Linked DNA regions of Homo sapiens: region 2 is linked to region 1. Evidence: read pairs that join two places in POLR2A ChIA-PET (ENCODE). Cell type or tissue: CD4-positive, alpha-beta T cell. All regions are shown on one strand. Links, peaks and the distances in the headings refer to the core of each region. The heading gives the core; the rest is flanking DNA.

Evidence for each region. Peaks named below come from ENCODE experiments on the same cell type or tissue, not always from the same donor. Only the 100,000 strongest peaks of a DNase experiment are listed, where the experiment ranks them.
Region 2: POLR2A ChIA-PET joins it to region 1 with 5 read pairs; 5 of 35 experiments call an interaction of 5 or more read pairs at or near these places.

The regions. Positions count from the first base shown.
Region 1 is chr2:64,817,152-64,822,531 of GRCh38, forward strand. It overlaps the pseudogene RN7SL341P. Among named protein-coding and RNA genes, the nearest start is that of LINC01800, 44 kb to the right of the region's middle. In CD4-positive, alpha-beta T cell, for the core only: no CTCF peak of the experiment used is centred there; DNase peaks (open chromatin) are centred at 2,390 and 2,850; H3K4me3 peaks cover 729 bases; H3K27ac peaks cover 1,377 bases.
Region 2 is chr2:64,723,929-64,729,308 of GRCh38, forward strand. No RefSeq gene overlaps it. Among named protein-coding and RNA genes, the nearest start is that of SERTAD2, 73 kb to the left of the region's middle. In CD4-positive, alpha-beta T cell, for the core only: no CTCF peak of the experiment used is centred there; a DNase peak (open chromatin) is centred at 3,283; H3K4me3 peaks cover 971 bases; H3K27ac peaks cover 975 bases.

The sequences.
Region 1 (5,380 bases), core at 72-5,071:
ATTTGTTAAAGAAGTCTAAGACTTGTCATTAGGCAAGATTTTAGATCAGTGAGTTTATGTTCACCCTTAAAAGAAAAAAAACAGTGAATACCTTTTAAGTACCCCAATCCTAACTTTTTGCCAATTCAAAATAACCTTAACTTTTTCCACACGTAGTACATGGAGAAGTGTCCTTGCAAAGTATCTTAAGAATGTAGCTTAGTGTCTTCTTTTGTCAGAGATAGTAGCTAGGTGTGGTGGCACGCACCTGTAGTCCCACCTACTGTGGAGGCTGAGGCGGGAGGATCACTTGAGCCTAGGTGTTCTGGGCTGCAGTGAGCTGTGACCATCAGGTGTTTGCACTAAATTTAGCATCAATACAGTGATCTCCCAGGAGCAGGGAACCACCAGGTTGCCTAAGGAGAGGTGAACCAACCCAGGTCAGAAATGGAGCAGGTCAAAGTTCCAGGGCTGATCAATAGTGGGATGGTGCCTGTGGATAACCACTGCACTTCAGCCTGGGCAACATAGTGAGACCCTCTTTTGTGTGTGTGTGTGTGACAGAGTCTCGCTCTGTCTGCCAGGCTGGAGTGCAGTAGCACAATCTCGGCTCACAGCAACCTCCGCCTCCTGGCTCAAGCAATTCTCCTGCCTCAGCTTCCTGAGTAGCTGGGATTACAGGCGTGTGCCACCACACCCAGCTAATTTTTGTATTTTTAGTAGAGACGGGGTTTCACCATGTTGGCCAGGCTGGTCTCGAACTCCTGACCTCAGGTAATCCTCCCGCCTCAGCCTCCCAAAGTGCTGGGATTACAGGCACGAGCCACCGCACCTGGCCAATGTGACCCTCTTAAAAAACAGAAATATTAATGGCACCTCTATTGCAGGATGGTCACTGAGAATTCAGTGAGATTGTGACAGGGAAAATATTTTGGGAAATTTTTAAGTTTTTTTTTTTTTTAAACACTGTATTTATGTCCTATATCTCTTGGCCTTCTCCCATTTCGTCTGTAGTCTTTTACTGCCTTGCAGCATTCATTGCCTCAGGGGGCAAATGACATGACAGAAAAGCAGCACAACAGTTTAGGAGCTGTCAGAAGAAAGCCTTTTGAACTGCAAAGTTTAAGTCTGGGCCTGGCGCAGTGGCTCAGGCCTGTAATCCCAGCACTTTGGGAGGCCGAGGCTGGCAGATCACCTGAGGTCAGGAGTCTGAAATCAACCTGGCCAACATGGCAAAACCCCATCTCTACTAAAAATACAAAATTTAACTGGGCTTGGTGGCAGGATCTGTAGTCCCAGCTACTTGGAGGCTGAGGCAAGAGGATGGCTTGAACCTGGGAGGTGGAGTTTGCAGTGAGTCGAGATTGCACCACTGCATTCCAGCCCAGGTGACAGAGCAAGACTGTCTCAGAAAAAAAAAAAAAAAAGTATAAGTCTGAAATAATTGAAGGTGTCAAGTTTGTGCCCTAAATATTGGAACTGGAAAAACAATCAGATTGCCCTGTCTCCAGGAATATGGGATTATCAGGACTATGGAAGGGAGGAAAGAAGCAAAGCGAGGCAGAAAGTTGGCAGGGTCCCTGAGAGAGGGGCCTGCAGCTTGCTCCTTGCCCAGGGACTTGATCTAGAGTCCCTGATCTGCAATGATGAGTGACAGGAAAGCAGAGAGGACTGGTGCCTCCTGTCCCCAGGGCAGAGGAATTGTTTTCAAAATGTGCTCAGACAGAAAGGCTGTAGGTCAGAACCAGGTGCTGGAAACAGTGGCTTGCTCCCTGTGAACTACGAAGTGGTTTTGAGGTAGCAAAGAGAGTGATGGGTTTTAGATATGGAGTAAAGGAGGACCATCAAGCAGAAGCCTGCAAGAATGTCAGCCCTCACACTGCAACATAACGACAGGTGCCACTGTGGGTAGATAAGCACACGTAATAGCAAGTCCTAGCTACCGCCCATCACCTGGGAACTTAGACAAAACTTGGGATAGGGCAGGGACCCAAATCAATGAAATAAGGATGCTGCCACCTAGCAGAATGGACATTCAAAATAGAAATTAAAGTCATTTATAGAAAAAGTAAATACAATTGCATCATTGCTCAATTTTACACTTCTCATCCAGACCTTGAGATTTGCCCTCACTCTAAGATAATGCATGTAGCTGCTTGATGTATAATATATGCTCAGTAAATGCTAGCTACTATTAATATTATTGTTACCTTTGATCCCAGGACAAGACCCTGAAGAAAGTTCTTGCACTCTTTAAAGAAAGTTCCATTACTTTCTTTTAGAGAATCAAGGAAGGAAAGGGGGGTCATTTTATTCCTCCCAAGGGACACTCAGGTTTGTCACATGAACAGTCATGGTGGGAAAATGGGTCATCAACAACCAGAGAGGACATCTGTGGAGCGTCTTTATGACTGATAGAGTAAGTTCCCTATGTCCCAGTTTGTTGTGGGAAGTTAGGTGGAACCATGTGACTAATTCTAGCCCATGCAATGGAACAGAAGTCAAATATGCTATTTTCCTGCACACTAAAACTTCTCTCCAACCAAAAACAAAGTACTCTGAGGGCCCAGCAGACAGGCAGAACCATGAGAGAGGAGGAGCCTGGGTTTCTGAGACGCTCCCTGGAGAAGAGCCCCTTGGAGAGAGCCAACTAGGACACTTAGGTTGGGCTGTTCCTAAGTTAGAAATAAGCTTTTCTTGGGTTAAGCCATTAAAACTTTGGGGCTGTTTGACACAGCAGTCTATCCTGATACACACTGTACAAATACTAGAGTATGTTCAGTGAGTTCCTGTCAACACGATTGTGGGTTCCCCACCCCCGTACCCCTCTCCCACCCCTGCCACCACACTTCATCCTTCACAGCAGTCTCCTCGGAAGCCAGAGAGTGAGTGGGTATGACTGTACCTTATTTGCCTCGTAAATGTTCTTCCGGATTTAGACATTAACAAGAGTGAGCATAAGTTGGTTTCATTTTTAGGAACTTGAAAATCCTAGATTTGAGAGCATTTTTAGAAATGAAAGGCACATTTGTAGTCATTTGGCCCAACCATTAAAACAAGCAGGGAGAAAACCGAACCCTTGACAGGGACTGCTGTAAGGCCACAGAGCTGGATAGTACTGACGCCAAAATCAGGACCCACTTCTTCAGAGCTGCCTTCAATGTTCCTCTAGGTACTTTCAAATGTCCAGCATAGCATCACATTGACAACTCAAACTTCAAGATTGGACCAAAGTGGACTAAAATTCTGGCTCCACCTCTTACCAGGTGGACCATTTTAGGACTAGCATTTAACTTCTTTGAGGGTCGGTTTCCTTATCCGTAAAATGGAAATAATAATAGTAAGAGTACTTTCCTCCTAGTGTTGTCATGGCAACTAAATAGCTCCATGAATTTAAAGTACATGGCACAAGGGCCAGGCGTGGTGGTTCACGCCTATAATCCCAGTGCATTGGGAGGCCAAGTTGAGAGAATCTCTTGAGGTTAGGAGTTCAAGACCAGCCTGGGCAACATAGTAAGAGCCTGTATCTACAAAAAAAAAAATTTTTTTTAATTTGGGACATGATGGCACATGCTCTGTAGCCTTAGCTACTCAGGAGGCTGAAGCAACAGGATGGCTTGACCCAGAAGGTTAAGGCTACAGTGAGCTATGATCAGACCACTACACTCTAGTCTGAGTGACAGAGTGAGACCCTGTCTCTAACAAAATCAAATTAGATTAAAAAGTTCTTAGCACACATCTGACTCTAATAAAGTCTTAGTATGTTAGTTTCTGCTATTACTTAAAATAATACCAAAGTTGTATGAAAATAATGGGGCAACCTTAACAGAACCACATCACACAGCTTCAGGATTATTTCCTCTGGGAACAGAACTATGCATTCCCTGCTCATGCTTTATTTGGGGCACTGGTTCCTTATCTTATAGGTAGGCCTGACTCCCTCCTCTATCAGATGGCAAACTTCCTGTGGCCTTTCTGTATCCTTCAGGGCATAGGAGTGTGACTTGCACTAAAGCTTGTTGGGGGCCGGAGCCTAGCATGGGGAAGATAATTGCAAGCAGGCATGGGAGTCCCTAACACCCTATTCTTGGCCAGGGTCCCCATTCCTACCTCCTTCTTCAGAGCTCCAGCTCCTGCTCTGATGAAGAGAAGGCAGCCACTCCTGGCTGTCTAGCTGAATGGTCATTATTAAATATGTTGGGGCTCAGAAATTGATATTCTAAAATATGGTGCTTTGACATGCTGGACTGAAGAAGCAGCCTCAAGTTCTCTTTTTTGTTTGTTTGGTTTTGTTTTGTTTTTTGAGACGGAGTTTCACTCTTGTTACCCAGGCTGGAGTGCAATGACGCGATCTCGGCTCACCGCAATATCCGCTTCCCAGGTTCAAGCAATTCTCCTGCCTCAGCCTCCCGAGTAGCTGGGATTAGAGGCATGTGCCACCACGCCCGGCTACTTTTGTATTTTCAGTAGAGACGGGGTTTCTGCATGTTGGTCAGGCTCTCAAACTCCTGACCTCAGGTGATCTGCCTGCCTTGGCCTCCCAAAGCGCTGGGATTACAGGCGTGAGCCACCATGCCCAGCAAGGTCTCTCTGACCTCCCCGCCACTCCCTGCCTAGTCCTGTTTCTCAATTCTCTGTCTCTTCCAAAGCACGGGATAAATTGTTCTCCAAAGATCACTTATCTGCCTAAAGTTCAGACTCACCAAAGAAGACAACAATGACCTCTGGTCCCTTTCCCAAGTTTTCATTAACTGAACTGATATTGCAGGAAGAAAGACTGATGTCTGTCAACACACCTAGACAGACTTTTGTCACAAACCTGCTCTGCAGGCTCAACAGACTTTGTCCCAGGCCATTGTATGCTCTCCAAGTCCATTTATTTTCCCCTAAAAATTATTTACTATCCTTCGAATTGCCACATTTCTCCCATCTCCCTTGTCCTGTGAAGAAGGGTGTATAAGCATCTGTACCTTGTTGGGTTATTGAGTAATTATTCTCCTTCAATTCCCCCGAGCTGTACACCTAAAAATAAAAATTTGTATACCTTTTCTCCTATTAATCTGTCTTTGGTCAGTTGATTTTCAGCAAGCCTTTAGAGGGTGAAGGGGAAGTTTTCTCTTCACCCCTTGCTATGGTTTGGATGTTTTGTCCCCTCCAAATCTCATGTTGAATGTGATCCCCAGTGTTTGGAGGTGGGCCTAGTGGGTCCACTCACTAGTCATGGAGGTGGATCCCTCACGAATGGCTCGGTGCTGTCCTCAGGATAATGAGTGAGTTCTCACTCTGAGTTCACATGAGATCTGGTTGCTTAAAAGAGGGTGGCACCTCCCTGCTCCCCACCCCTGGCCTTGCTCCTGCTCTTACCGTGTGACATGCTGGCTCCCCCTTCACCTTCCACCAT
Region 2 (5,380 bases), core at 170-5,169, 93 kb before region 1:
AGAGAGAACTGAAAGCACTTTCGGACATTTTCTAGGTCCACAGAATTTCACTATTTCTCAGCAAAAGGTAAATCCAAAACAAAGAGGAGGGAAGCTGATAGCACAGGGCACTTGTTCTAACTTGCTTGACTTTATAAAGGGCTGAGGAGAGGCTCCAGAACATTCCTCAGTAGGAAAGCTGCTGCCATCTCCACCGTGGGAACTGGGAAGGACATTCACGTCACATATTTGTCACCCTTGAGTCCCTAGTATCTTTCTAGAATGTAAGTTATTCCTTCAAGACTCAACAAATATCTATACCCAAATATCTACTGACACATGAACTTACCTGATACTTTTAATGTCTTGTGCAGTATTTTTCAAACTACAGATCATTATACACTGAGTCATGAGATCATTTAGATGAGTTACAGTCAGAATTTTTTAAAAATGAACTACCTTTGAATATAATAGAAAATAGCAGAATGCCTTGTACATAGTAAGGATGAGTATTGTTTCAAGAAAATTTTTCTCAATCAAACCTGTGTCTATATGTGTGTCTCAATGTAAAATACATTTCTTACTGTGGGTTTCTGTCCAAACATTTGAAAGGCACTAGTTGGGCACACTGTACTGAGCATACATGCTGGGTAATTTTCTGCCCAGCAACTATCTCTTATCCAGGGAAATAGCCACCCAGCCACTTATAGTCATATAGGCAAACACACGTGTCACCATATTTCTATGTGACCCTCACCTCATGAGTTACTTGCTTACAATTTTTTTTAACTTGGCAGTCACAGAACTTTTCAGTAACAGAAGCTATAGGATAAATTGCTGGTGGCCATGTTTCCAGCCATACGGAGAAATGTCTGCTCTGAGAAGGAATGGAATAAACATGCAGAAAGAGGCAGAGATGAAAGATGGAGATAATTCTGGCCCTACTGAGGCCAGTTGCATTACTGCTCTTCCCACAGTTTGGTGGCCCAATTCTTTCCTAGATCCTGTAAGCCAGTAAGTCCCCATTTTCCACTAAGTTACTTTCATAGGCTTCTGATGCTTTCAATCAAATATATATGCAACGCCTGTTTTTGTCTAAAGACTTGGGGGCTGAAGTGATGAACTGAAAATTTCAATCCCAATAAATAATAAACACATTATTGTCCTAAAATTCATGAACCTCCCTGTCCTCACCACACTCCATTTATCATGGAAAAGGGAAAACTGGAACAATTCATTAAAAGCTACAAATATAAAAAGATTATTGCCGGCCGGGTGCGGTGGCTCACGCATGTAATCCTAGCACTTTGGGAGGCCAAGGTGGGCGGATCATGAAATCAAGAGATCTAGACCATCCTGGCCAACATGGTGAAACTCCGTCGCTACTAAAAATATAAAAATTAGCTGGGCATGGTGGCACGTGCCTGTAGTCCCAGACACTCGGGAGGCTGAGGCAGGAGAATCACTTGAACCTGGGAGGCGGAGGTTGCAGTGAGCCAAGATCGTGCCACTGCACTCCAGCCTGGCGACAGAGCAAAACTCCGTCCAAAAAAAAAAAAAAAAAATTATTGCTGAAATTCAACTGTCATCTTCACTACTATAATGAAATAAAAAATATTTTGGGGTAAACATGGTAAGTGGAGGTGGAATCCTCAAACCTTCTTTGGCAAAGTTCATGTATGCACTATTTATAATATTTTACTTCTGTCTCTGGCCTGATTTAAAGCCAGTGAGACACATTATGGTAGTTAGGTACTGCACAATCCTTTATCAATAGAGTGTCTTTATTTTTTAAAAACTAACCCAAAATTGGCCAGGCGCATGGTTCACGCCTGTAATCCTAGCACTTTGGGAGGCCAATGCAGGCAGATCACCTGAGGTCAGGAGTTCGAGACCAGCCTGATCTCTACTAAAAATACAAAAATTAGCTGGGCATGGTGGTGGGTGCCTGTAATCCCAGCTTCTCGGGAGGCTGAGGCAGGAGAATTGCTTGATACCGGGAGGTGGAGGTTGCAGTGAGCCGAGATCACACCATTGCATGCACCTGGGCAACAAGAGCGAAACTCCGTCTCAAAAAAAAAAAAAAAAAATACCCTACCCAAAACCATTCGATACTATTGAGTTCTTAGGCCCTGGAGAACTAACTGAGGGCAAAATCACCTGATTATAGCCAAATACTGCTGACTGAGAGGCAGAAACCTGAGTAAATGAAAAGAGGTTGACTAAAAGGCAAAAATGGAAGCTAAGTATGATCCACGCAAAGCAAGCAGGATACTGAATGCGTTTTTATAAGTTAAAGAGAAACTCATCCCTCTAAGAATGTAACACAGCTTCCTCCCATACCTGCTTTATTGGAGACTAGTTTGCCCTTGAAATTTACAATCCAGCTGCCTTTGTGTATATCTGAATATTTCAAGCAGAGTACTGTGAAAACTGACCCACTTATACAATGCAGTTTGTTTAGTTTGGGAAGCAACTATTGAGAAAGACAAACTTAATTCTGGTGCAAATTAGGTCTGTAAAGGCATTCTGTGAGTGTTCATTGGCAAAGTGATCTCTTTCATATAATGGCACTTGTAATTATTCTGATCAATTTTGCATTCCCTATCAATTCATCTTGACTTGGAGACAGCCCAAATTATCAGGGGTGCATTCAGAAAGGCTCTCCAGGTTGTCGGCTGATCAGTGCTGAGGGAAGGCCATGAAACATGTGGCTTGCTCACCATCAGCTCTTTGAAAATGTATTTTAAGGAGTTCAAAGTTATTAGCAGAGCTTTTATAATAAGATATGAGTAATATGGGATTTTCTAAGTTAAAACTTTTAGGGGCAAGACCTAAAGAGAAACTTGGTGCTAACAATCACAGTTTGATTTGCTTTTAATCTTATACTTCAGCTTCTCAGGGATGGGTGGCATTATTCCAAAAGTTCCAAAGTGGCCACAGTTGCTATTTTTCTACAAATAGGAGGTCATATAAGAACATATAAGAAAGGGCTTCTTCATAAATGTTTCCAGATGACCAAGACCAAATTTGGATTATCTATGACATTCTTAGTCTTTTAAATGGCTGAAGACTTAGCACTAGGTGCATTTTCTCCTGGATTAAGTCTCTCCCACTAGATCCAAAAGTCCTCCAGAGCTGGTTCCACACAGGGCTTTGCACAGAGTAGATACTCAGGAATATCTGCTAGAATCTCAAGTCAAATTAGCTCTTGAGACAAGAACTGTACCTCTGTTGAAGGAGGTGTACTTTAACAGAAAGAACACAATGGTCTGAGTTTGAGGAAGTGGGCCCTAGTCTTTGCAATTAACTGGAGTTTCACTTTCCTTATGAAGGGCTTTACTCTAGATTTAGATATATACACATATTTGAACCAAATGGTCCCTAAGGTTCATTCAGCATGGTTCTAAGTAAGAAATAACAAGGCTCCTCTTTTATTCAATTATTGACTTCAAAGTCAATCAAGAAGCTACCCTTTGACGGTACATATGTTCTTATTGTGAGTAACATGGAATGGCCACTGAGGAAGATTTTTAGACGGTGATTTTCTGTGTAAATATGAGAATGACAGGGAAGACAGGAAGCTAGATGCTATCAAAGTGCTGGTTGCATGGTGGAGGGAATACTGGAGCAGGATGGCTCTAATGACTACTAGCTGTATGCCCTTGGACAAGCTGTAAACTCTCAGAAGTCTGTTTCCTCATTTGTAAAATGGGAGACAATACCTCACAAGGTGGTTGTGGCTGTGGGTGTTAAATAGGATAATGCTCATGAGAGCACTTACAAACTGCAAGGCACCATACAAATACAGATGGTATTATTCCTTGTACCAACCTGCCAAAAACGGTTTTTTCAACAAACTCTGAAGTATTAAAATAAAAAGCTAATGTTTTCCCGAAGAACTAAAATTGAAATTCTTTGTTTTCTGCTCATATTATATCTAGGTGTGGAGTGGACAGCAAGACAACTTAAGAGTTAAAATCTAAGCCCAGCGTGGCTCTCCAGCTGGTCTACCACTGACTTCGGTTATCTAACATCTGGCCTCTGCCCTTACTACTATTAGTTTACAATTACAAACAACCTCAGGCAGTGCTGAGAAACTCCATTGCCTGTTAGATGATAAGCTGGGGCACTTTAGGAATTGTTTTGCTTTGTTTTGTTTTTAACTTAAATTTGGTTTGGGCAGACCCCCTGCTGCCATTCCTGTAAGAATAGGTGTGGGTTTCCCCAAGGGCAGTGTTGGGGAAGACCCGGACTGGCATGCATGCTGCACTGGCTGATTTCTGCACTGCATTCCACAAGGTGCCCACAGCACTGCAAGGGCTGCCCTCTGCTTGAGCTCCTGCATGGCTGCTCCCTGCATGAGTAGCTTACGTGCGGCACGGCTGCTCCTTGCATGGGCAGCTCCAGCAAGGCCAGCACAATGCATTGCACGGGCCGCTCTCTGCACGCACCACTCCACGCTCACAGCAGCCCCAGACTTTGAGACTTTAACTGCAGAACAGAAGTGAGAGGCTTCGGCTGGCAGCTGTTAGTTGCTCCTTATTCTTTGTCACTCACAGAAAAAAGAGAAAGATGGTAAGAAGGCAGTGACTTGTTTTCTTTGTTTCTTCATAAATGGAGGCTTTAAGAATATTCTATAGGCCGGGCGCGGTGGCTCACGCCTGTAATCCCAGCACTTTGGGAGGCCGAGGCGGGCGGATCACGAGGTCAGGAGATCGAGACCATCCCGGCTAAAACGGTGAAACCCCGTCTCTACTAAAAATACAAAAAAATTAGCCGGGCGTAGTGGCGGGCGCCTGTAGTCCCAGCTACTTGGGAGGCTGAGGCAGGAGAATGGCGTGAACCCGGGAGGCGGAGCTTGCAGTGAGCCGAGATCCCGCCACTGCACTCCAGCCTGGGTGACAGAGCGAGACTCCGTCTCAAAAAAAAAAAAAAAAAGAATATTCTATATACTTTATTCCTTCAGCCTGCTGTAATTTTAGTATCATCGTTTAAAGGCAAAACATTTTTTCCATTTAATGCAATAAAATGCAAAATAAATAGCCCTTTTAGATTGTTTTACTTTATTCAGTAAGATACATTTCTTTCACCCAAAATTTTTTTTTTTTTTTTTTTTTGAGACGAAGTCTTGCTCAGTCGCCTAGGCTGGAGTGCAGTGGTGCAATCTTGGCTCACTGCAACCTCCGCCTCCCAGGTTCAAGTGATTCTCCTGCCTCAGCCTCCCGAGTAGCTGGGACTACAGACACACGCCACCAGGCCCAGCTAATTTTTGTATTTTTAGTAGAAGCGGGGTTTCACCATGTTGGCCAGGCTGGTGTCGAACTCCTGACCTCAGGTGATCCTCCTGCTTCGGCCCCCCAAAGTGCTAGGATTACAGGCGTGAGCCACCGCGCCCAGC